Regions from separate parts of the Homo sapiens genome. Here all the other regions are linked to region 2. Evidence: chromatin loops called from intact Hi-C (ENCODE). Cell type or tissue: HepG2. All regions are shown on one strand. Region 1 has its middle 110 kb from the start of LINC02521. Region 2 has its middle 10 kb from the start of FOXCUT. Region 3 overlaps MYLK4 (myosin light chain kinase family member 4).

Region 1 (8,000 bases), 930 kb before region 2:
TTGCAAATGGAGCTACTACTTGACTGAGCTCGGGTAGTCCACCTTGATACAGAACAGAGAGGGAGCTTGTGCAAATTCACAGAGAAAACTGTGGAGCCAGAAAAGACATACTGTTCTTTCCAATATGATGTGGAAGTCTGAAAGATTAGGAATTGTTTGGTAAGAAAAAAATATACATAGCTATTTGTGGATGACAATGCCCTGACACTGTTCCTCCTTTCTGTCCTTGGTTGGGGGCCTGCCTCATTTCTCATTGAGGGGAATTCCTTCATCAGGACCTGCTACGCTAATGGTCACGGACCAATGTTCTTTTTGCTGTTTGAACAGAATGCTTGCCTTGTGTATGTCCAGTCACAAAGTTCCCTTGATAAAAACCATATGAAAATACCACAAAGCCAAAGGGCAATAAATATTGTTACATAGAGCACGTTTTGTTGAAAATCATGGTTTTAACACTTTAAAAAATATCTCTTGCTAAGGCTTACTCTCCCAACACAGGCTTCTTGACCCAGCCCCTTTCTTTGAGATAGCTCTCATCTAACACAGTCGGGATACTGGTTTGTCATTTGATATCAATCAGAACTTTAAAAAGGAGAAAGGAGACAAACTTGGATTAGATGACTTCTGGGGTCAGGTTAGTGCCAACCCTGAGGTGGTGCAGAGTCAGGGGCCTCCACCTTTGCAGAAAGGGTCCATCGCCTTCATCTCCCAGCTGCCTTGATTAAGCAGAGGCCCTGCAAGGTGTGGAGAGCTGCTTCAGATTCTCATCATCCTTTTCTCTATCACGTTTCACAAACTACCTCCCATTACCCAAATGCCCACTTCTTTCCTCTGCCAAGGGGAAAATTATTAGGTGCCAGCACACTCAATAGGTGGTTATTCAGTTGCACTTGAAAATGTTCATTTACTGTAACAGGCTCATTATTCTAGGAATGTAATTGGAACCCAGACTGTTATGACCTCAGGAAATAGAATGTAACAAAGCTACACAGAAATATTAACTTTGCCCCAAAGCAGGGCAGCCCTTTCCTTAGGGAAAGTGGAAGAATCCATCCTATTCTCTCATAGGCCTATAGATGGTTGGAGCTGAAGCAACTTTAGAGGACTTCTAATAAAAATTTCTTAATTGACCCATGGGGAAACTGAAGCTTATCCACTTAAAAAAATAGACCTCTGCCATAGAGAACTTTTTCTAGTGACCACTAAAATTTAGAGTAGCCAAGAATTAGGCAAGAAAGACTTTATCTATACAACATGGAAGTTAAGGGTACTTATAACCAGATGTTAGGATGACAAGTATTAAAAACATTTTAAAAGTTGAAGAAAAATAAGGAGAGAGGAGTAAAAACCAAAAACCCATATTAATAGCTTATGTAAAGCAAGGGGTTTAGACAAGATGACAGAGGTCTTTCCAGCTCTGACATTCTATTTCATCATGTCTAGTGTGCTTTTAAAAATCATTAATAAAGTGGAGTTTAATACACATATAATGCACTGTACACTAATCAAATAGCCAACGCAGGAATCTGGTTTGATATTAATGATTTAGACTGGAAACTGTTCAACAAATGGGCTTAAAATAATTAAAAAGGCTATCCCCTTCAAGTGAGCGATGCTTAGGCTAATCTGGGACCTTATTTTTAAGCCTCAGAATAGCTATATTCCAGAGACCTCATTTGAGTTCAGTTTCCCTTTTTGGAGTAAAGTTTTATGGCCTCATGTGACTTTATAAGAAGGACATCATTATATGCACACACGCATACATATGAGCCATGTTTGAAATTGCTAATTTCAGCCTCTGAACAAAGAGTATTTTGTAGTATAGTAAGACATATTTACTAGTATTAAAACGGCAGACTTAGTATAAGTTTTACAACATTAAAAATGCAATGGAATTTTTTAGACCCAAAATAATATATAGTGCTTAACTTTTCTCAATTGTGTTAAAAACACAGAGTCAAGATCCATGACCCAGTAGAGACATGCACAGGATATGAATAGACAATTCAAAAAAAAAAAAGGAAAAGTACTTGTCTGTTGAACATAAGAAAAGAGGCTCACTGTACTTATTATCAGAGAAATACAAAGTAAAACTATACTGCGAGGTAATTTTTCATAAATCAAACTGGCAAAAATCCAAAAGTTGCTAATCTTTCTCGTGGTAGAAGCTGTGGGGAAACCACTCTCATGCATTGTGGGGAGAGTCTAAATTGCTACAGCCCCAGTGAAGGTCTATTTAGCAACAGCTATCAAAATTACAAATGTGGCTGGGCACAGTGGCTCACGCCTGTAATCCCAGCACTTTGGGAGGTGAGGTGGGCAGATCGCGAGGTCAGGAGATTGAGACCATCCTGGCTAACACGGTGAAACCCCGTCTCTACTAAAAATACACAAAAAATTAGCTGGGTGTGGTGGCGGGCACCTGTAGTCCCAGCTACTTGGGAGGCTGAGGCAGGACAATGGCGTGAACCCAGGAGGCGGAGCTTGCAGCGAGCCCAGATCACGCCACAGCACTGCAGTCTGAGTGACAGAGCAGGACTCCGTCTCAAAATAAAAATAAAACAAAATTACAAATGCATATTGCCCTTTGACCCAGTAATTCACTTCTGTAACTATCCTACAGATATACTTGCACATGTGCAAAAAACTGACATATATCTACAAGGTAACTCATGGCAGCATTGTTGGTAGTAATAAAAGATTGGAAACCTCTAAAATTTCCATTAGCAAGGTTTATTTAAATACAGTATGGTACATACAGTTTTTTTTAATGAAGAGGCTCTCTATACCTATGATATGGAAATATATCCAGATACAAAATTTTGTGAAGAAGCAAGGTGAAGAAAAGTATGTGCATAGTATGTTCCTTTTGCGTAAAACCGAAAGGGGAGATAATAATATATATTTGTGTTTGCTAACACTTATGCTTAAAAACTCTGGAAAGAGATACAAAAAAAATTAAAAGTTTTTATTTTTAAATTTAGATTCAGGGGGTACATGTGCAGGTTTGTTACAAGGGCATATTGTTTGATTCTGAGATTTGGACTCATGATTCAGTCACCCAAGTAGTGAACATAGTACTCAATAGGTAGTTTTCCAACCCTTCCCCTCCTTTCATCCCCTCTTTTGGAATTGCCAGTATTTATTAACCCCACGTTTAGCTCCCACATATAAGTGAGGATATGCTATATTTGGTTTTCTGTTTCTGCATTAATTTGCTTAGGATATGGCCTCCACTGCTTCCATGATACTGCAAAGTACATGATCTCATTCTTTTTTATGGCTGCATAGCATTCCATGGTGTGCATGTACCATATTTTCTTTCTTTTTTTTTTTTCTTGAGATTGAGTCTTGCTCTATCGCCCAGACTGGAGTGTAGTGGCTCAATCTTGGCTCACCGCAATCTCTGCATCCCAGGTTCAATTGATTCTTGTGCCTCAGCCTTCCTAGTAGCTGGGATTACAGGCATCTGCCACCATGTCCAGCTAATTTTTGTGTTTTCAGAAGAGTTGGGGTTTCACCATGTCGGCCAGGCTGGTCTCAAACTCCTGACCTTAAGTGATCTGCCTGCCTTAGCCTCCCAAAGTGCTGGGATTACAGGCATGAGCCACCACACCCGGCCTGTACCACATTTTCTTTATCCAAACCACTGGCAAACAAAAGTTTTATGGGAACAGGACACATAGTGGATAAAGGCAGAAGAAAGACTTTTTACTGAATACTTTTGCATATCTTTGTTTTATTTTGAAAACGATGTGAATGTATTACTAATCAAAAAGATTCAATAATTTTCAAAATAGAGATGTTAAGAAATCACTTTGCCAAAAAAATCAAAACACCAAATGTCTGTTTGATTTGGTTTACTTTGAGTTTATATTGCAATATAATCATAATCACCTACTATGAAAGTCGGCATGTATTTTGTGGTGATTGATTTTTTTAATGTTCTTTAAAAAATACTTATTTCTTATTTAGACTTAGAGTTAGCAGTGATGGTTAGGTAAGATATCGTAACAGTCCCATAGGAATATCTTTATTACATAAATGCTAAACAGCCTGCTAAATTCTTATTGCAATATTAACACAACAGCCTCCTCACCAGCTTCCACCTTGCCTTCCTCTGGTCCATTCTCAGCTCGGGAACCAGAATCATCCTGCTGAAAGTATGAATAAGGTTGTGTCATTCTTCTGCTCGAAGCCCTCTTGCTCTTGTAAAAGTCCTTACAGTGGAGTATGAGGTCCTATAGACAGCAGTGCCCAGCTTGTGGCAGGTGTCACTTTGGCTCCAAACACACTCTTCTTTGCCTGTCTTGCAATGCTGGAGCTGGTCCCTGTTGATATTCTCCTGACACAATGCTCAGCTCTGTCAGCAGAGGGCACTGCAGGAGGAAGGAGTAAAATAACATTTCAAGGCCAAAGCAGAAAGCATGTGGTTCAAAATCCAGGTCATCACATTCCAGAACCTGCACTTTTAATCTGTTTACACTGTTGGTTCCCCATTTTTGGCAGGCAGTTAGGTGGTGGGTTAGGGCATCTCTTCCAGTTGACAAGGGCCATTGCTAATATTATTTAGCAAAGATATTTAACAAACTTTGAAACCACCTGTCTATATCTTCATTTAGCTTGGTCTTTGACAGCTATCAAATGAGAATGTTTTGATGTTTTTGCAGCAATTCTGAGGTGAAGGGCTAGCTCTTTGTTCCCATCTATAAGTTTGTCATTGCAACCCCATCAGAAACAGAAATGATGTGTCTGTTCTTTCATGCGTGATATCTACTGGTGAATATTAATTTAGTGATATGTTTTCGAAGGTCACTGGGGATTGATTTCAAGCTTACTTGTTCATCATTTCCAAAATTCAGCCATTATGCTTAGGCAAGTAAACAAGCAGGACCTTGCCCAGCTCCCTGCTTCTGGTAGTACTGTGATGATGCTCCATGAGTTAACGTAGCAAAGTGACCCTGAAATTACATCACCAAGGTTTTCCAATAATCTGGATGTTTATCTATTCTTGATTTAATATCTTGCTAAAATTCCCCAAACAAAAAATTCCAATAGGTAATATCTCATAATAAAATACTAAAACATCCATAATCGTCAATTGCTTCTGGTTTCTAAAAATTATAGGCTATTTTCCTAATAGGTGCATTCATAACCCAGTCATCATAAACTCCAAGATACTAATTTTGTTCAAAATCTATGGTGATCTGACCCAACTTGAAAGACTCCAGGACTGCTCTGTCCTCTTTCTCTGATACTTATGTGCCCTAGGATAAAGTGTTGCCTACTAGCGAGTCTTTGCCCTTCCTGGTCACTGTATGCCTTGTACAGTTACGTGTTCTGCAGGCTCTGTGTTGATACATGTCCACCTTGTAAGAAAATCCAACTTCCGGGGCCCAGGCCAAAGATGTGTTAATCTAAATCATAGTAACAGTCATGAGACATCACTCTTTCTCTATTTCCAAATTTCCCCCATTTGTTCTTTCAAAGGTTGGCTGTGTGCCTCTGCACAACATGTCAGGGCCAAGAAGTTGCTTCCAGCTCATCTAATCTGGAGAGATGGGATTACCTGTCAGACTTAGATTTTGCTGCTTTTGTAAAATGAGTCTACAGGATAGAGTGGCACAGAGTGGGAGTAGAAAAATAAAACTCTAAGTGACAGACTCTCAAGGGTGAGAAGTTGAACGTGTGAAGCGTTGGGGTTTAAAGACCCTGCAGTCCAGATGGGCTTTTTGTCACCTGTGGGAGCCCACACATAATCACCAGTGGACCCAGCGCCCTGAGTTCAACTGGTCAGTAGCTGCGAGAGAGCAGGAGCCAGGAGCGATCTTCTTTGGAAAAAGCACATTTATTCAAGGGATACACGTCAGGAGACAGCAAGAGAGAAGGTAGAGGGGGGCGAGGTTGGGGAGGAAAAGGGGACGTGGTGAAGAAGGAAGGAAGTGAAGTTCCCTCTGTGGTTAGATGATTAGTCATGAGTAATGTGCTCTTTACATTGTTGTGTTATGTTTTTTGTTGTTGCTGTTGGTCAGAAAGGTTCAAATATGTGTAGACAGAGAATTTTTTTGTGAAAGATCCTACTACTTGAACTGAAGCCATTTTCTGAGGCCGGGAAGCTCGCTTTGTAGAAGGAATTTTAGTGTTATCATCATAAATTTAAAAGAATCAGGCTCTTGTCTTTCCTTGGCCTTGGTTGGTTTGTGTTTTCAGAACAGCTGTGCTATAAAAATATGCCCTCAAACACATGTGCTTTAAGTGGTAGGATCATAGAATTCACAAAGACACACACTTTAAAATGCTGGAGTTTGCAATCCCCAATAGTGATATAATTGTTATGAATTTGCGCCGTACAGCACAGCACCAACACTGATGGAGTAAAACCCACAGGAAATGCAAGAAGAAATATGCAGAAATTCACCGACAATAGGAAACTCAGTTCATGTTAGATCAAGCACATGTGCACACATACAATGTAAAAAAACAAGACCTAAACCAGTAATGAAACGGATCTAATTGCTATATGTCAGATGCTATACTCTCAAATTAGAGAATGAACGAATCCTTTTCCCAAATGATCCAGTAATAGTCATAAAAATGGACTAAGTCAGGCAGAGAGAAAACATCAATTGTTTTTAAGTTAAAATGTACAAACATTTTTATCATAATTCAATAAAATAAGAAGTCAATAATAAAATTAGAAACTAGAGAACAAATAAACAGGGCCGGGTGCAGCAGCTCACACCTGTAATCCCAGTACTTTGGGAGGCCGAGGTGGGTGGATCGCCTGAGGTCAGGAGTTCAAGACCAGCCTGACCAACATGGTGAAACCGTGTCTTTACTAAAAATACAAAAATTAGCCAGACGTGGTGGCACATGCCTGCAATTCCAGCTACTTGGGAGGCTGAGGCAGAAGAATCACTTGAACCTGGGAGGCAGAGGCTGGAGTGAGCCGAGATCATGCCACTGCACTCCAGCCTGGGTGACAGAGCGAGACTCCATCCCAAAAAATAAATAAATAAAGTAAAACCACCACTAAAATATTTTGAAAACTCTTTTTTAATTCTTCTGTCAATGAAAAATCAAAATCAACATCAAAATTGCAGAATATTTAGAAAATAATGATAATTAGAACAATATATATATAAGCCTATGGGGTGCCAGTAAAGCAGCGTTCAGAGAAAAACAGTAGCTTTAGATGTTCATATTGTTAAAAATAAAATATGGAAGGCAAGTACATTAAGCCTGCATTTTAGGAGCTTGAGGAAAAATAACAGAATGAATGTAAGGAAAACAGAAAGAAGTAATTTCTTTTTTTTCTTTGAGACGGAGTTTTGCTCTTGTTGCCCAGGTTGGAGTGCAATGGTGCGATCTTGGCTCACCACAACCTCTGCCTCCCGGGTTCAAGTGATTCTCCTGTCTCAGCCTCCGTAGTAGCTGGGATTACAGGCATGTGCCACCAGGCCCAGCTAATTTTGTATTTTTAGTAGAGACGGGGTTTCTCCATGTTGGTCAGGCTGGTCTCGAACTCCTGACCTCAGGTGATCCACCCGCCTCAGCCCCCCAAAGTGCTGAGATTATAGGCATGAGCCACCATGCCCGGCCAGAAAGAAGTAATTTCTATGGATAAAAACAGAAATGAAACAATTTTTAAAAAGAAAATCAGTAGTACCCATAAATAAACTCAGCTGTTGCTTTCAGTAAAACTCATATCAAAAAACATTAGCATGAATAAGGAGAGAAATACAAACACAAAAATTTAGAAAGAATAATGCAAATAGAGTACAAACTTAAAATTATAAGAGACTAATGTCAAAATGTTATACAAATAAATGCATATTAATTATCAAAATTGATCCCTAAGCAGAAAAATCTACTCAGACCAATTAACACAGAAGAATTAAAATTAATGAAGATCTGCTCCCCAAAATGCATCAAATCTGGACATTTTCCACAGATTCCTATCAAGCCTTAAGGATTAGGTCACTCTAGTGCTATTTAAT
Region 2 (8,000 bases):
ATACAGGACCTCTCTGAAACTTCGGTGCTGATTGCTTTGACGTAATCGTTTCCTTCATTAGAGACCCTGGGCCCTGGGGAGGAGAAGGGACAGAGGGAGGAGGTGGCGTAGAGAAGGCCCCTCTGGTGAAGACAGCAGGGGAAACCCGCACCCACTGGCATCCAGAACTTGGAGGGGGGCAGGGGGCGGTCCCAGGATTTGAGCTTCTCAGCCAGCTCCTCCGTTCTAGGGGCAGCCGCTTCCTTTCCTCAGGTGCAGAGGAGACTGGGCTGGCTGGGCCTCTCCAGGCCTCCGCAGGTGGGTCCCGGGGCGCAGGCACACGGAGCACTTTAGTGCACACGGGCAGGAAACTTCTGGACCTTCCTATCGCAGCCACCCAAGGGCGGATAAAGCAGGTGCGGAGGCCGGCCTGGGGAGCAGAGGCTGCCTGGCCGCTGGCGGGTCTCCGGCGGAGGAGGCACTCAGGTGTGGGGCCAGCGCTGGGGCTCGCTTCTCTGCGGGAGCGTGGGTGTCGAGTGTGCGTGTTCACCCTGAATATTTTCCATCTCTGTGCGGAGCTCTATGTCTGCCCGGTCCAATTTCTGCCCACATTCCGTAAACGCCGTGAAAGGCCATTTTTCTTTCTGAAGCAAATCCAAAATAATACACACGATGAAGTGCAGGCAGGATGCCTGTGGAAAAAAGAACTTCTCCAATTATTTCAATGGAACGAAATAGCTGGGCTCTCCAAGCAAAATCTGACTGAGAAATCTGACCTTCCTCCATTGAAGGCCGAGGAGGTCCGGGGGACACAGCCTGGTCACCAGCAGCCACAGGTTAGACCAGGCAGTGCAAGGCCCCGCCGGCCCATCAGGCCCAGGGGCACGACGGGCTTAGCTGTGCCTCAGTTTATTTTTTCTCAAAGGAATGAATCATATCTATCTCTTATAACTTAGACGTTTGAGCTGTCTTTTAAGAGGGGTTTTAGTGAGATGATTCAATGGAGAACCTTCGGAATGCCTTTGAGAAAAACTGTAAATACAGGAAATTAAAACACGAGGATAAACCGCAAGTGAGAGAGTGTGGTGGGGCTCTGAAGTTATGGTTCTGTCGCGAGAGTCGAAGGGTCCCCATGCTGCCGGGAGCCGTGTGTTCGCGTCTCACTCTGCTAAGGAAAGAAGCCGCAGACAGAGGCGGGCAGCATGGCTGGGAGAGGCTCAGATGCCTGCAGGGCCAAGGAAGTCTTCCCCTCAGAGCACCTGCCTGTGCCTCTCCCCCATCATAGTTTGTGTATAAGCCGTCTCAATGAGCTTCAGAAAAAATTGCATCATAGTTTGAAACAAAGGGAGCTATGAAGTCTAGGAAAAGTCATCCTTTATATGTCGCAACAGATATTTAGATTTGTAAATATGCATAAATGACTAACATGCATATCATACTAGTTTACTCCAGTGTGAGTTCGATGTTAAACACAAGTGAGGCTTTCAACAGTGAAATATTTTAAGCCAACTAGATGTCCACTACTAAAAACATCAACTTAATGGGATCACACCAAAAAAGAAGAATGAGGACTTTGCAAAGCCTGGAATGGCGAGCTGCAGATGGATTCATTTGGATGGAGAATGTTAAAGAAAATGCAAAATAAAAATGATGGCCGAGGTCAGGGGGTGATGCTTGTATGATTGTGTAGGTTTTAAAATTACACAGTGGGAAAACAGAATTTGGAAAAACACTGTTTGCCATTTGAGAGCTCAGAACACATCCAGAGAAGCCTCTGAGAAATCCCCACCAATAAGCATGGGACCAGCGGTGGGACAGGCAGAGAGCCTCACAGAAGGCGTGGGAAGAGAAGGAAGCTGAGCTGGTGGGGGAAGGAGACGTGTAAATGGCCCGAAGTAATTTGGTGAGAGGAAGAGATAAACAAGGGGCCTAAAGCCCTGGGAAGCCAGAGAAGGAAAGCCTCCGTGACTCCCAACACCATGGCTTCAAGTGTCACACAAAGCCCCTTATCTCCCTCTGGTCTGATGTTATCGCACCTTTAAATGGTAAATCATTTATATAACATTTGCTGATTCACAAAATGAAGGCACTGAGAATTAACATGAGGATGGGGGGGATAGTTAGGGGCACAGTCTTCGGGAGTGTGGATTTCCCTTGTCACCTGGCATAATCTTATCTCTGGGGCTTATCGTGGGGAGGTGCAGAGGCAGGGAAGGGGCCAGAACTGGAGCTGGGGGGAGGGGGCTGGTAAGGAGGGTTGAGGGCTGTTCTTTTGTTTTTTCTGGGCTGGTTGTGTGTGTGTGTGTGTCCCTGTGAGCCTCCAGGGCAAATGACTCTGGCTTTCCCAGGGGGAGAATTTTCATGAAGCCTTGTCTCTTGGCAAGTTGACTATTGGAACTTCACTCTGCACATTGTAACAGGGGGAGGAGGAGCCTGGGATCTTAGGTGATGTCTTAAACAGAAGAGAGGCTCTGAGAATAGGAAAGAGTGAGAGGAACCAAGAAGTTCCCCATGTTCAACTCCAGCCAAGATGAGCTTTCTTGTCCATCAGCGTCTACAGAAAAGAAATTGCTTTTAAAAATCCGTTATTTACTAGCCTGTTTCAGACATGCTGGATGCGATCAGTGGCATTTTATTTGGGGCTACAAATTAAAGAGAGCTTCCATCTTTTGTACTTATTTGTTGCAAACTTAGTTGCTATGGGTTTAATGCATGGTGTTCTCTTATGATTCCAAATAAGCTAGAATTGGACCTTGTTTTTTGTGTTTGTTTGTTTGGATTATTTACCAATTTAACAGTGGGGCATTGTATACCAACTTCAGTGACTCTAAAGTTAGTAAGTTCTGATAACCCACTGCCAATGGGCCTTGGTTTTCAAGACTGGAACCGGTGGCTTTAGTTATTTCTCAACTTCATAAGAAAGTATTGGCAAATTATTTCCCACCCGCGCCCCCTCCCCTCCTTTTGTTTTCGGTTTCCCCAGCAGGAATCCAGTCTGAGTTGAGGCGCCGGTGGGCAGGGACCGTGATGGAGCTCTGATGCCATCTAGTGGCAACCCGGAGAAGCGCACTTAGATGCCTCGCCTCGGCTGGAGTGAAAGCCCAGGCGGTTTCGCACCAGCAAGGTGGTGAGATGTGTTTGCCAGGTGAAGTCCTTGAGCCTTAGGACAAAGCATTTGCAAGCCAAGGACCTTCCTACCACATTTGGAGTGGAAATACACCGCAAGGGCTTTACGGCTGGGTCCGTAGCGTGACTCCAGCTCATGAGGGAGAGAGAGCAGCTGAACGTCACTGTGGGAAACCGGGGTGTGCTTCGGTGGGCCTGTTCCCCTACCGCGGGCCAAAAAGCCCTCGATGAACTTCGTTTTCCTTGCTTTCTGCTCGGTTCTCTCCAGCTTCAAATCCAAATGTACCCAGAGGCAACGGAGGCCCAGAAAAGCTGAAGATGTGTGTGCAGCACACGGCTCTGCTGAAAGGGCTGAGGGCTGTGCTTGGCCAGCGTGGCTCACATTATCTCCAAAATTAATATTGACCCCGTTGTTACCCCTCCTCAAAGAAGACCCCCTAAACCAAGCTGTTCTTTTGGTGCTCCACGGTAAACTTGGGTAGTGGAGGCGGGGAGAGAAGAGGGTGGGAAGGCGGAGGAGGGCCAGGGGAGGTGCAAGCCCCCCGTGGTTTGCAAAGTGCAGGCTGGCACCCGCGGAGGGAGGTGGGAAGGAGAGCCCCGAGGAGCAATCTCAGGCCCAGTGATTTCAGGGAAGAGTGTGTGCAGAAGTTAGGGAGCTAGGAGCTGAGTTTCCTAAAGCGATCCACACCTAGGCAGCTGCTGGAGAGTCTGTGTGAGGCACGTGGCCCCCAGGGTCCAGATGCTCACTGAGAGAAGAAGGGGCCATGACCACCTCACCCTACTCAGTGCTGCGCTTCTGAACTGGAAGTAGACCCGGGGTGCCCGGACCCGCTGTAGGGGAGGCAGACGCCCGCTGGGGTCCAGGAACAGCCGCCCACCCTGGCCTGGTGTGCCCCGGCCGGCACGGCCCCGCGGCCATCCTGAGGAGCAGCCCTGGGCTGATGGGGCCCCTGGGGATCCCCAGTCTGCTGGCAGACACTTTCCGACCATCCTGGCTGCCTTAGATGTGGGTGCGTCACCTAAAAATACAGCCTGTGGAGAGACCTCAATTGTGGTTCCCACGAGGGGGCATGATGGGTGAAATTAACTGATAAAACAAAATGTTTGTAACTGCCTCCGACGATTCCCGGGAATTACAGAAAGCTCACCTTCGTCTCTCTTAGTCATTGGTTTATTCAACACAGTATCCTCAATAAAGCAGCTAGGACTGCGCGCTATTGTGTCGCAGGCCCCCACCCCCCCGTGACAAGCTCAGCCCCTCCCTTTCCTCCTCTGCTTTGTTGTCACACGAGACACAGGTGGGGGGGACCGTGGCCTGCCTGCGCACGGCTGGAGAGCGGGAGGGCTTGCAGGGGGCGGTGAGGTTGAAGGACATTTCAGCATGGACGGCTGATGGAACGCCTAGAGAGCAGGCTGGGCTTTTGGTGCAGGGTGTTTAGGCTGTACATTTTGAATGCTAATTTCTAAGTCCTGGGCCTGCCTCAGTTGTCGCCATCGGTTATGGTGAGGGCGCTGCAGCCCACGCTGTTCCTCGCCACCACGGCTGGTGGCCAGCCACCTGTCTCACCCAGCGCCCTGCCAGGCTGGGGGCTCCTCCAGAGACCAGCTTCCATGGCGAGGTGCCTGCCCCTCCCTCCTCCCTTGGCCCGTGGCCCCCGAGGGCCCAAGTCAGCATGAAACGCCTGAATCCCGGTGGGAAAAAGGGCCTGCGAGGTGGGTCCCGGCTGGGCAGGGCCGAGACACCCTGGGTGCTGGGAGGGGCGTGGTGGGGCTGCCCGAGGCAAGAGCCGCGCAGGGATGTGGGATCCCCCGCAGTCGCTCCCTGCCCAGGTATTGCCTGACTGCAGTTACATAAAAAGCCTTTATGGGCTGGGGGGAGTGTGTAATTTGTTCTGGAAGAACATAAAGTTCATTGTTTTCCCTCAGCTGTGGTCACTCTGCTCCATCTGTGCTATAAGCGCTCACAACCTCGTCTCTTCCGCAGGCAGTTTTTTCCACGGGCTTCCATGAGGCAGGTTTTAGACGACAGAATTCTAGCCCTTTAGGAATGAAAGAGAAATCAGGGCTTTCTCTCCGTGCCACGGTGGTGAGGCGAGTATTCTATCGAAGCCCACGCTTGGCACGTTTGCTTGTCTCCCGGGCCATTGGAACCGTGTGATCCATAAGGCGCCTGAGCGCGCGTTTGGTCAGAGGGGCTCGGTCACTCGCCAGGGGAAACCCTGGGTGCGGGAGCTTCCTCTGCATTTGGGCTGCACCTTGATAGACTCAGAACCTACAGGGAAAGATGACGGCTAACTCCGCCGACCTCTCAACCGGGAGAGCCCCAGAGAGGAAGCAGATTTGTCTCCTGGACTATCGAAGTGTCCCGGTGGCAAGCTAAGCGGAAAGCTAGTAAGTGGGTGAGTCTGCCCTTGCCAGGAATTCCTCAGCCGTTTTCTGTGCCTTCGTCTGACTTTTTCTTTTTTTAGGATGGTAAAATGAAAACAGCTTATCACACACACGCACACACACGCGCACACACACGCACCTGAATTCCCCACGGAAGCTACAGGAACGTCACCGCCCTCGGCTGCCAAGCAGATTCCAGTGAGGGCAGAAAGAACACCAGTCAAGCAAGGGAGCACTTCCTTGTCCTACAACCTCATCCCAGAGTCTATTTTTGTTAAAACTCCAGAAGAAGGAAGGAAACCCTCCAGCACCCTCACATGTGTTTCTTTCCCACAGGAGAGTCTTGTCTTTTCTTTTTCCCGACCCCCCTGTCCCTTGGAGAAAGAGACCTGGGTCCTTTGCCAGTGGGTGGTGCTGCTGGGGAGAGCGAGGGGGCCCGAAGCTCCTACCTGTGACTTTCTTCCTGGGACGCAGGCTCAGAGTCTCTGTCCCTCCGAGGCCAGCTCTTCCGGACAAAGGTGGCAGGGTCTGGGGTCCCTTTGGTTGGGCAAAGAGATATGCAGAAACCCGACAGATTAGCACAGGTTCCCAAAAGCATTGGATGCGTTCATGGGGTGGGGGTAGCCTCGGCAGGGCTTCCAGAAAATTCGCTAAAGGAGGAAAAGTTCTTCCTTAGCCTCATGAAGCCTGACTTTGTGTCTGATTTTCTCACCCCCGTTGTGTGTTTGTAGAAGAAAAATCCCTGGGAATTGCCTCACTCCTCACAAACACTCCGCACAGCCTTCAACATCACCCAAGGATCTTTTCCTTAGTTCAAAGGAAAAATGTGCTCTTTCAGTCCATGAATGTACCCCTTTCTAGCCGCAGAATCATCACATCACGCACTGTGCATGCCGCACCTGGGGGCGGGGGATGATCAGAAAGCGCTTTCCTTGTAGTGTCTTTTCCACTGAATATACCTCAAAATCAGACTTACCTGGCTGCAACCTTCTGCTCATGGGCTGAGTCTAGGGGCATGCATATGCTTTTTTCAGTTGTCATGTTATTTAAGTTTTGTTTAAATCGATTAGAATGAGCCCCTGCTTTTTGTGGTCTTTCATGTTATTGATATTTTTGAAGAGTCCAGATCAGCTGTCTAGTAGAATGTGCCACCATCTGGATTTGTTAAATTATTTCCTCACAATTATATTAGGGTTAAACATTTAAAAATTATTTTAAATTCCGGGGTACACATGCATGTTTGTTACATGGGTCTGTTGTGTCATGGTGGGAACTGGGCTTCCAATGTACCCAACACCCAAATATTGAACATGGTACCCAATAGGTATTTTTGCCCCTCCCCCTCCTCTCATCCTCTCCGCTTTTGGAGTCTCCCATGTCTATTATTTCCATCTTTATGTCCACGTGTGCCCATTGTTTAGCTCCCATTCATAAGTGAGAACATAAGATATTTGATTTTCTGCTTCTTAGGGTAATGGCCCCCAGCTCCATCCATGTTGCTGCAGAGGACATGATTTCATTCTTTTCTATGGCTGCATGGGAAGAAGCTTGTATTTTATTAAAGATTAAGCAAGATCCATGTTGCTGAGGATGTTTTGTCTGTGTGTGTGTGTGTGTGTGTGTGTGTGTGTGTGTGTGTGTGTGTGTGTGGAGAGGGGTAGGTAGAGTATACCGGAAGGAAGTAGGACTGTAGATGTTGAGCTTTTTGTCCTCCAGAATTGAATGTGGGCCACGCTGGTGTTTGTGGAGTTCCATGATGGCTGAGCTGTGATGACTGATGTTGCCAGGAGCTTTGTCTGTGTGGACTCGACCCTCTGCCATGTTGCCCAGTTCTCCTTGAAGTCAGTGGAAGCTGCATGGCCTGGCCTGGCGCAGCTGCAGGTGATGCAGCCACTGTTAGGTGAGCCTGGCCTCATTCAGAAATGATCTCCAAAATTCTTTAGAGAAAAGGGGGAGACTGCTGTGTGAAAAATGTCTGCTGATGCCTGCAGACCTTCCTAAAGCTGCTTGCGATTACAGCCGTACTTTATTGTCATGATGTTTCGAATGTAGTAGATCTTGACCACAAATTAGCCGAGAAAAGAACAATATTTTAGCATGGCAGCCACCCTGCTGGGAATACTGTTTTGCATCTGGGGCATCATTTGGTTGTTTCTGTTAGGAATTGAAAAAAAAAACTGCTGAGGGTAGAATGAGAAAGAATTAGAAAGAAGACAGCGTCACACACAGGGTTGACAGACTGGCTGCAGATTGAGTGCAAATAGCACATTTACCTGCATGCCCTATCAGAAAGGGCCCGAGGAAGAATGCCTGGCAGCCGGATGACGGCTTCTGTTTTCTTCCCCAGGTTTGGCATCTCACAGCACCCAGGCTCACCCATAGTCTGTTCACTTTCTTGAAACCATCCTGTTCAACTTCTGTAAGACATTTTCTTGACAGAAACTTTGTTCATTGCTATCCAAATACAACACCTGATTCTCATGATCGCGGTAGTTACGTTCTGCAAA
Region 3 (8,000 bases), 1.1 Mb before region 2:
ACACTGTTCTGCAGAAAGAAGTTTCTCCTTTTTCCTTCAGATCTTGAGTTCCTCACGCGGTAGACAGCAGAGCTGTTGATAGTGAAGTCCAGAGAAGGGACAAGAAAGACTTGCTGATGGCACGACGGTGGGGCTTGTACCCTCCTCTGTGCAGAACGAGAGTTCTGAGCCCCATTCCAGCTGCTCGTTCTTGGGAAAAATATTAATTTAACCAAGGGCTTGCCACATCTGAATTAGTGAGATAATAGCAATTGTGAAAATTAAGTGTGATCACGTCTGTAAAGCACTCCGCCTAGTATCTGTCACTAGAGTCAGCATTTAATATGTGTTAGCGGCAGCAGCAATTACCTCCCCTGCCTTGGCCCAGTCAGTTCCTGCCCATCATCCGTTGGCTCCTTGCCCGGTGGGAGCATCAAGCATTTTGCCCGTGCCTTCATTCCAGCACATGTGGTGGTTTTGAACATGTTGATCACCTTTCTCTAGACAAGGCTCCTTAAGGTTGGGAAACCTCGTGTTATTTGTTCATGTTTCCTCAGTTGCTTTCCTAGTAACGGAAACAAATAGGCACCAAAAGTGTTTTTGGAATGCACAGATCTATTTAAGTGAATTCTGGTTGAGGGCTGGGAACCATTATTTTTGATAATCAGAGCAAGTGATTCTTATCAGGCAGGTTTGGAAAACATCCTTCTTTGCCCAGCTACTGTTCTAAAAAACACTATTCAGGTAGGAAGGGCGTTTCTAACAATGCAATAGACAATGAAATAGAGAGATTGTATATAAAAGGTCTAGGAGGCTTTTTATTGTAAGTGAATAAGAAATGACAAAATGTGCTGGAGAGAATAAATGAATCAGATTGAAACATTTTTTTGAGACCTCTGCTTTCCCCATGAGTTCAATATAGACCAAGGAGAAATATCTACAGGCAAAATTAAGTGAGACATGACTTTCTCATTAGGGTTTTCAGTGGTACAAACAGGATAATTTTTTCTGTTTATTAATTTCGGTAGGACAGAGAAGACAAAATATTCTTCTTGGAGAACTTTGAAATCATCAACTAACTGTAATAGTTTATATGAATTTCATTATCTTTCAAGTACTGTTTTTCTCCAAAATCTATGATACAATTTTTATAAATGGGCAACACTCTAAAGAGTGAGATAAGCAGGACACATGGCTCATACCTGTAATCCCAGCACTTTGGGAGGCTGGGGCAAGAGAATCACTGGAGGCCAGGAGTTTGAGACCAGCCCAGGTGACATGGTGAGATGTCTATTTCTACAAAAATAAAAAAATACAAATAAAATAGCGGGCATGGTGGCACACATCTGTAGTCCCAGCTACTTGGGAGGCTGAGGCAGGAGGATTGCTTGAGCCCGGGAGTTCAAGGATGCAGTGAGCTATGATCACACCACTGCACTCCAGCGTGGGCAACAGAGGAAGACCCTGTTTCTGAAGATAAAAAAAAAGAGTGCGATAGTGCTAAGTTGGAACATAAATATATGTAGGGATGTTACTTTTGTGCAGCCAACTACATCCAGAAGTTGATGATTTGGAAGTTAAATATTTTTAGGGTGTTTTTGAGGGAAAAATTGAGACTGCTATTTAACCCCTAGAAACCATCAGAGAATGTCCTTTATAGTAAGTCTCATATCCCTTCTGTAACTTGGGCCTCCTGGCTTCCGTCCTGCAGTTGACACCCTGTGGAAGGTGGGAAGGAATCACTAGGAGCTCCATGTGTCCCATTCAATTTCTTACTTGTAAATGGAGAAGGGCCTAGAGATGTCTGCAATAAATTTCCCTGTCTCTCTCCGTCCACGTGGAGAATGGATAGGTGCATGTGTCAGAGGCACAGAGTTCTCCTTTCCATGGCCTGGAGCCCCTGCCTGCCTAGTTGGTGGGTGCCAGGGCAGCCAGCAGGCTTGGCAGCGGGTGGGTGGAGAAGGACATTCCAGCAGCTCAGATGTCTTCAGGTATGCAGACAGAGCTAGATTAACACGTCTTCATCTTCTGCTGGGGCAGCAGTAAATCTTTAAAATGCCACGCTTTTCTCTCCAGGGACTATAAAAACATGCTTGTCGATTTTCTCCACCTATTCCCCTTTCTCTCTCATCCCTTCTCTCTTTGAGGGGATTAGCACGGCTAATCATAGTAGAAACATCCCCTGTGGTGCACTGGAAAGAATGTACTCTGAATTTCAGACTCTGGTGACATGAAAGCTTTGTTCTGGAAGCTTGCAGTGCAGTTTCTTTAGAGTCTGGAACTACTCTCCAGTCCCAATAGGGGAAGAATTTTATATAGATTTAACAACTTATATTTGTTAAAATAGTTTGATAAAACTCAGATTCTTTTTGTTTTCCTGCTCTTAATCAGATTTTTCTATTTCTTTTATTTTTCTTCTACTGAATTCATTTTTAGCCATCTTCCTTCTTTCCTCTATGTTTTACTGAGTTTATGAAACACTTCATAGCCTTCTTTTCTTCCTTCTACTTAAGTAGTTCTTGTTCTTTTAATTTTTCTTTCTTTCTTTTTTTCTTTTTTTCTTTTTTTGAGACGGAGTCTTGCTCTGTCACCCAGGCTGGAGTGCAGTGGTGCGATCTCAGCTCACTGCAACCTCCGTCTCCCAGGTTGAAGCAATTCTCCTGCCTTAGCCTCCTGAGTAGCCGGGATTACAGGCGCACGCAACCACGCCTGACTCATTTTTTTTTATATTTTTTTTTGTATTTTTAGTAGAGACGGGGTTTCACCACATTGGTCAGGCTGGTCTCAAACTCCTGACCTCATGATCCACCTGCCTTGGCCTCCCAAAGTGCTGAGATTACAGGCGTGAGCCACCGTGCCCGGCCTTGTTCTTTTAATTTTTCTTGTTTGTTTGTTTCTTTTTTTTTTTTTGAGACAGCTTCTCACTCTGTCGCCCAGGCTGGATTGCAGTGGTGTGATCTCAGCTCACTGCAGCTTTGACCTCCCTGGCTCAAGTGATTCTCCTGCCTCAGCCTCCCAAGTAGCTGGGACTAGGCATGCACCACCACCCATGGCTACTTTCTGTATTTTTTTGTAGAGACAGGGGTCTCCATGTGTTGCTCAGACTGGTCTTGAACTCCTGTGCTGAAGTGATCCTCCCACCTTGGCCTCCCAGAGTGCTGGAATTACAGGCATGAGCTGCTGTGTGTGGCCTATTTTTCCTACTTTCCTTTTTATTCTGTTTTCTAATGACTTTTCTTATTCTATTATGTTCCAAAGGCTGTTCAAAATCACCTAAATTCTACCTACTGTGTAAAATTTTAAAAGTTTTCAGCAGATAACCATATGCCATAATAAACTAGATCTAAACATACGTACACGGTGTGGTGTTGAAATCAAGTAAAATTTACAAGACCAAATTGGTCTGACTCATATGAGTGATGAGCTCGATAGCTACTGTGTCCATACCATTAAGTTATAAATGATGAACAGGTTTCATAACTATAATTAGTATTATTTTTGTACAGTTGAATCTGGGTTTTTTTTCTTTTGTCAGTTCTCTGTTATCTATATAGTAAATAGCCCTCGTGTTGTATTTCCCCCAGATTTACTTGAATATTTAGTAGGATCTCTGTCTCATATACACCCCCACACCCCTTTGCTTAATGAAACACAAATGTGCCTGGTGATATTCTCAGCCAACCATTCGGCCCTGCGTGCTTCTCACTGCTTTCCTCGGTGTACCACCCCCATCCCTGCTCCTGAGGCCCGGGGTTGTCTGTGCTCTCCTCCTCCTCCGTTGGTTTTCCCCACCTGCCTGTTCACCCCTAGTTACTCATCCTCCATCCAAAAGGCATGGTCCCAAGTATAAAAGTAGGACACAGGTTGTGAATGCTCACTCTACAAAAATATGTCAGCATAGCCCACCGTTCCACATCCGCGCCTGGAAGACCCCTAAGCAAATCATTTCTGAATTTATCCTAACCCTTGTTGATTTGTGTTTGAAAGCCTTCCTTCATAGGGAATAATTCCTTTTTAAAACCTGGCTTAAGTTCTTCCATATCCCAACCAGGGGGTATCCCAAAGCTGTGGGGGTAGAAACAAGCATGGCCCCAGCAGACTCGGGACCCCACTGTCCCTGGAGTGTTTAAATGCCCGGTACAAATGCTCCCAAGACCAAGCAAAGCAAAATATTTATTAACAGGATGTGCAGAGGGACAGTGGGTTGGAGTAAAGTGTGGATTTTCCTATTTTGATTGCAGTTGGTGGATTTAACACCAGGTGGCATTTCCTGACCATCTGCTGTGAAATTGTACCATCAGCACCATCCGTAATGACTATAACTTAGATCTCAAAATAACAAGGCTGAGGGCAGAGGTTTTGTGATTTTTCAAGTTGCATTTCGCCACCTCCATCCCTGTGCTCCTCACCCTGTAAGGGCAGGAGAAAGCTCCCTGGCAGTGGCCCAGCCTCGGCAGCCAGCAGTTGCCAGATACAGTGGTGCTAATTGTCCTTGAACTGGGAACAAATACGCATTCACAGCGTCGTAAATTATTGCCAGCAGTCTCCCAATGCCCCTACACCTGTTTCAGATCTGTCACACAAGGCCATCGTATTTTTCCTTTTAAAGAGGCAGATTATTTGCTGATCACGTAACTGGAGACGTCCAGTGCAGGACTCTGCAAGAACCCTCTGTAATTCGGTGACACCCACTCCTCAGGGCAGAGCAAAGGGTGACACTGCTTGAGAAGTGCTGGTGCTAGATCAGGGCAGGGAAGGAACATATAAGCCAAGCAACATCCACAGCTGCTCCCAAAGAATGGACTTCACACTCAGAAGAAAAGACGTCTGGGTTGTAGGTAGCGTGTGCCTTCTCTCGTCTTCAGTTCTCTGGTGCTTGATCCGGTTCGTGATGACCCGGGGAGGCCACTGGCAGACTCCTGCTCTTGAGGACGTGCAGGTAGTAAAATCACCTTTATCTAAGACAGATTCATTTTGTTCGAATGTTTCCAACCTGGGAGTGACGCTTGCCAAAGTAAATGGAATGCATGCCCTGGCTGAATCTTTGCCCAGGGCCCTGGTCTTAGGGGCAGTTGAGGTAATAATAGTGGCATGTGGCACATTTCAAACACTTGCACCAACTTTTGGGGAACCTCACGGGCAGGGATTCCCTGTGCATATTAAAGTTAGTGATCTGTTTTTGTTTGTGAGAGCTAAAAATAATGTCCGTATCTCTTCCTTCTCCTACTTCTTATATGACTTATGAAAAGAAAATAAAACAGAAGCAAAAGTGCTTCTACTCTTACTAAGAAATCGATTGCAAACACAGCACCTGCAGTGATCAGCCCTTCTGAGCATAGCCTTCTCTGCTTTCTCCTTTGAGCTGTCGCCTGATAATGCATTTCATGTAACACCATAGCTATTCCAGGAATGGAATTCAGTCAGAAGCGTAGCAGAATTCTGGAAGAAGACAAATAATTCCTATTCTAAGAATTTTAGCACTTTTCAAGAGAGGGTATTCATTTTGGGGAAGACAGCTCTTTGCACATATTTGACTCTCTTATCAATTAGCATATGATAAATTATTTTTAAAACAATATACAACAGTTTAGAAAGCACTATGGAAAACAGTCTGAATCATTGTTCCTGTCTGAAGGTGGGTTTATGGCGGTGTTTCTCAGCCTTGTTTTCATTATCATCCACCCCCTCCTAGACTTTTTAGGGTTTTTTCCCCTTAGTTGACTCCTCCCATTAAATTTTAATACCACATGTATACTGCATAGCTGTTGATGCATTGTTTGTACCTCTGTGCTTTATACGTAAAAAGAGTAAGATTTTCTTCACATGCCCCCAGAAGAACCAATTTTCATTCCTTTGGGGTGCTATTGCCCCATTGACAATGCATGCAGTTAAAAAAATTTCTCTAGGGGAGTTAGACAATCTATCCCTACACCTGTGTATAAATGCCTTATTTATTTATTTTTATTATTATACTTTAAGTTTTAGGGTACATGTGCACAATGTGCAGGTTTGTTACATATGTATACATGTGCCATGCTGGTGTGCTGCACCCATTAACTCGTCATTTAGCATTAGGTATATCTCCTAATGCTATCCCTCCCCCCTCCCCCCACCCCACAACAGTCCCCAGAGTGTGATGTTCCCCTTCCTGTGTCCACGTGTTCTCATTGTTCAATTCCCATCTATGAGTGAGAACATGCGGTGTTCGGTTTTTTGTCCTTGCGATAGTTTACTGAGAATGATGATTTCCAATTTCATCCATGTCCCTACAAAGGACATGAACTCATCATTTTTTATGGCTGCATAGTATTCCATGGTGTATATGTGCCACATTTTCTTAATCCAGTCTATCATTGTTGGACATTTGGGTTGGTTCCAAGTCTTTGCTATTGTGAATAGTGCCACAGTAAACATACGTGTGCATGTGTCTTTATAGCAGCATGATTTATAATCCTTTGGGTATATACCCAGTAATGGGATGGCTGGGTCAAATGCCTTATTTATTCTTATTCAACAAGAAGCCACCAACTCGGCATCTTGTTGGTGTTCAGAAGTCGGAGAGCTCTAGGAGTCAGCCTTTCCGCATGGCCTGCGCCTTTCCCGGGGACCTTTCCACAGCAAATATTTCTGGAGCATCAAGTTCATATGAAGAGGAATTGCCCAATCTTGGAATGGCTTGTCAATCATCTGATCTGTCTTAGTTGAGGACAAAGTGAAAGAGATGGAAGAAAGGAAGAGTTTTTTTTTTAAGTAAGCAATCATAAAACATTATAATTCTCTTTAGGTCTGACCTAACATCATAGTTAAGTCTGTGTTTTTAGGCAGTCACTGTTGCCCAAGTGTTAATCATTTTTCGCTGTTTATCGTATCTCCTGTGGGAGATGCCAAGAGGACTACATTTCTCCTATGGGAAATACTAAGGGCTTTCATCTTCCATGTGGAAAAGAATGTGTTACTCACTCAAGCTATGAGATTGTAGCCCTCAGAGCATTTCCCAGTGAAAAGGCCAACAAGTTGTGTGAGTTAATTAGGAGTATTGTGGATGTATATTTCAGAATGTTTTTGCAACTTTTTAGCCATGAAGAAAATCTCTCCTAAATTAGAGTGTACAACATGTCCTCATAGCTTTTCTTATTGCTAATGAATATTTAGAAATGTGAGCAAACTATTGTCTTTGAAATATCTACAAGCACAGCAGTTTTAAGAACTGTCTTTTCTAGAGGTATCAGTGAATCCTATTTATGATATGAATGTGCTCTATATCCATTCAAGACAGAGAGCAGTAAAAAGGTTTTCCAATGTACTGTGTATAGGTACCTGCCCATGTAAATTCTGAGTGTCCTTGACCAAATGCACAGATGAGTCAACTTATGTGTATGTTGTTTCAGCTTCTTAGAGTAATTAAAATTATGATAGTTTTATGCCATTTCTGTTGTTTTAATATGAGAAAAAGACCTTTATTTGCTCTCCCTGAAAGTTAGAACAACGTCGTCAAAAATACAAATGTGGCAAATCAAGTCTGTGTACCTAAGTAAGAGAATGGTTAGCATACTTGATAACAAAATTCCTAAATATAGATGCCCAAACTACGATCCTATCCACTTACCTAAAACATAATGGTTATAAAAGGCACATTTATCTATTAGTTTCCCAGATCTTTTTTTCACACACCACTATCATGATTTTTGCTATATTTACATGCTATCTTTATTCCTATTAATATTTTTCATATGAGTCATTTAAAACATTTTTAGCCAAAGCAAAAATAAAGTGAAATCATGGTTTTGATGTTTTATTTATAGATTTCTAATGCACAGTAACACACACATAAGTTTTAAAAACGGTTTGTTACTGTATGATCTAAAACCACCTAAAGTCTCTTGCAATGAAGTGGCCCAAAGTCAGTCTCTGGACATCCGACTCAGGAAGCTATTCCAGGTCTTTGCCCTGTGGTATTTGGCCCTTTCACTTATTTGTCATTTTCTGCCCACCACATGGTGACAACAACAAAGTCCACTTCC

What was found. Peaks named below come from ENCODE experiments on the same cell type or tissue, not always from the same donor. Only the 100,000 strongest peaks of a DNase experiment are listed, where the experiment ranks them.
Region 1: a loop joins it to region 2, with 17 times the contacts of the local background. A loop is called at or near these places in 2 of 110 quality-filtered maps.
Region 3: it touches region 2 in a loop (9-fold over the local background); 71 of 110 quality-filtered maps call a loop at or near these places.

What each region holds. Positions count from the first base shown.
Region 1 is chr6:2,520,717-2,528,716 of GRCh38, reverse strand. No RefSeq gene overlaps it. Among named protein-coding and RNA genes, the nearest start is that of LINC02521, 110 kb to the left of the region's middle. In HepG2, a CTCF peak has its summit at 4,392 (motif pointing right); a DNase peak (open chromatin) is centred at 4,406.
Region 2 is chr6:1,591,460-1,599,459 of GRCh38, reverse strand. No RefSeq gene overlaps it. Among named protein-coding and RNA genes, the nearest start is that of FOXCUT, 10 kb to the left of the region's middle. RefSeq lists a silencer at 1,728-1,962 and enhancers at 3,073-3,122, 2,999-3,552, 4,757-5,274. In HepG2, a CTCF peak has its summit at 3,016 (motif pointing left); DNase peaks (open chromatin) are centred at 1,309 and 3,029; H3K4me3 peaks cover 972 bases; H3K27me3 peaks cover 6,413 bases.
Region 3 is chr6:2,740,814-2,748,813 of GRCh38, reverse strand. The region is part of intron 2 of MYLK4 (myosin light chain kinase family member 4); the gene reads left to right. Among named protein-coding and RNA genes, the nearest start is that of MYLK4, 6.1 kb to the left of the region's middle. In HepG2, a CTCF peak has its summit at 4,228 (motif pointing right); no DNase peak of the experiment used is centred here; H3K27me3 peaks cover 558 bases.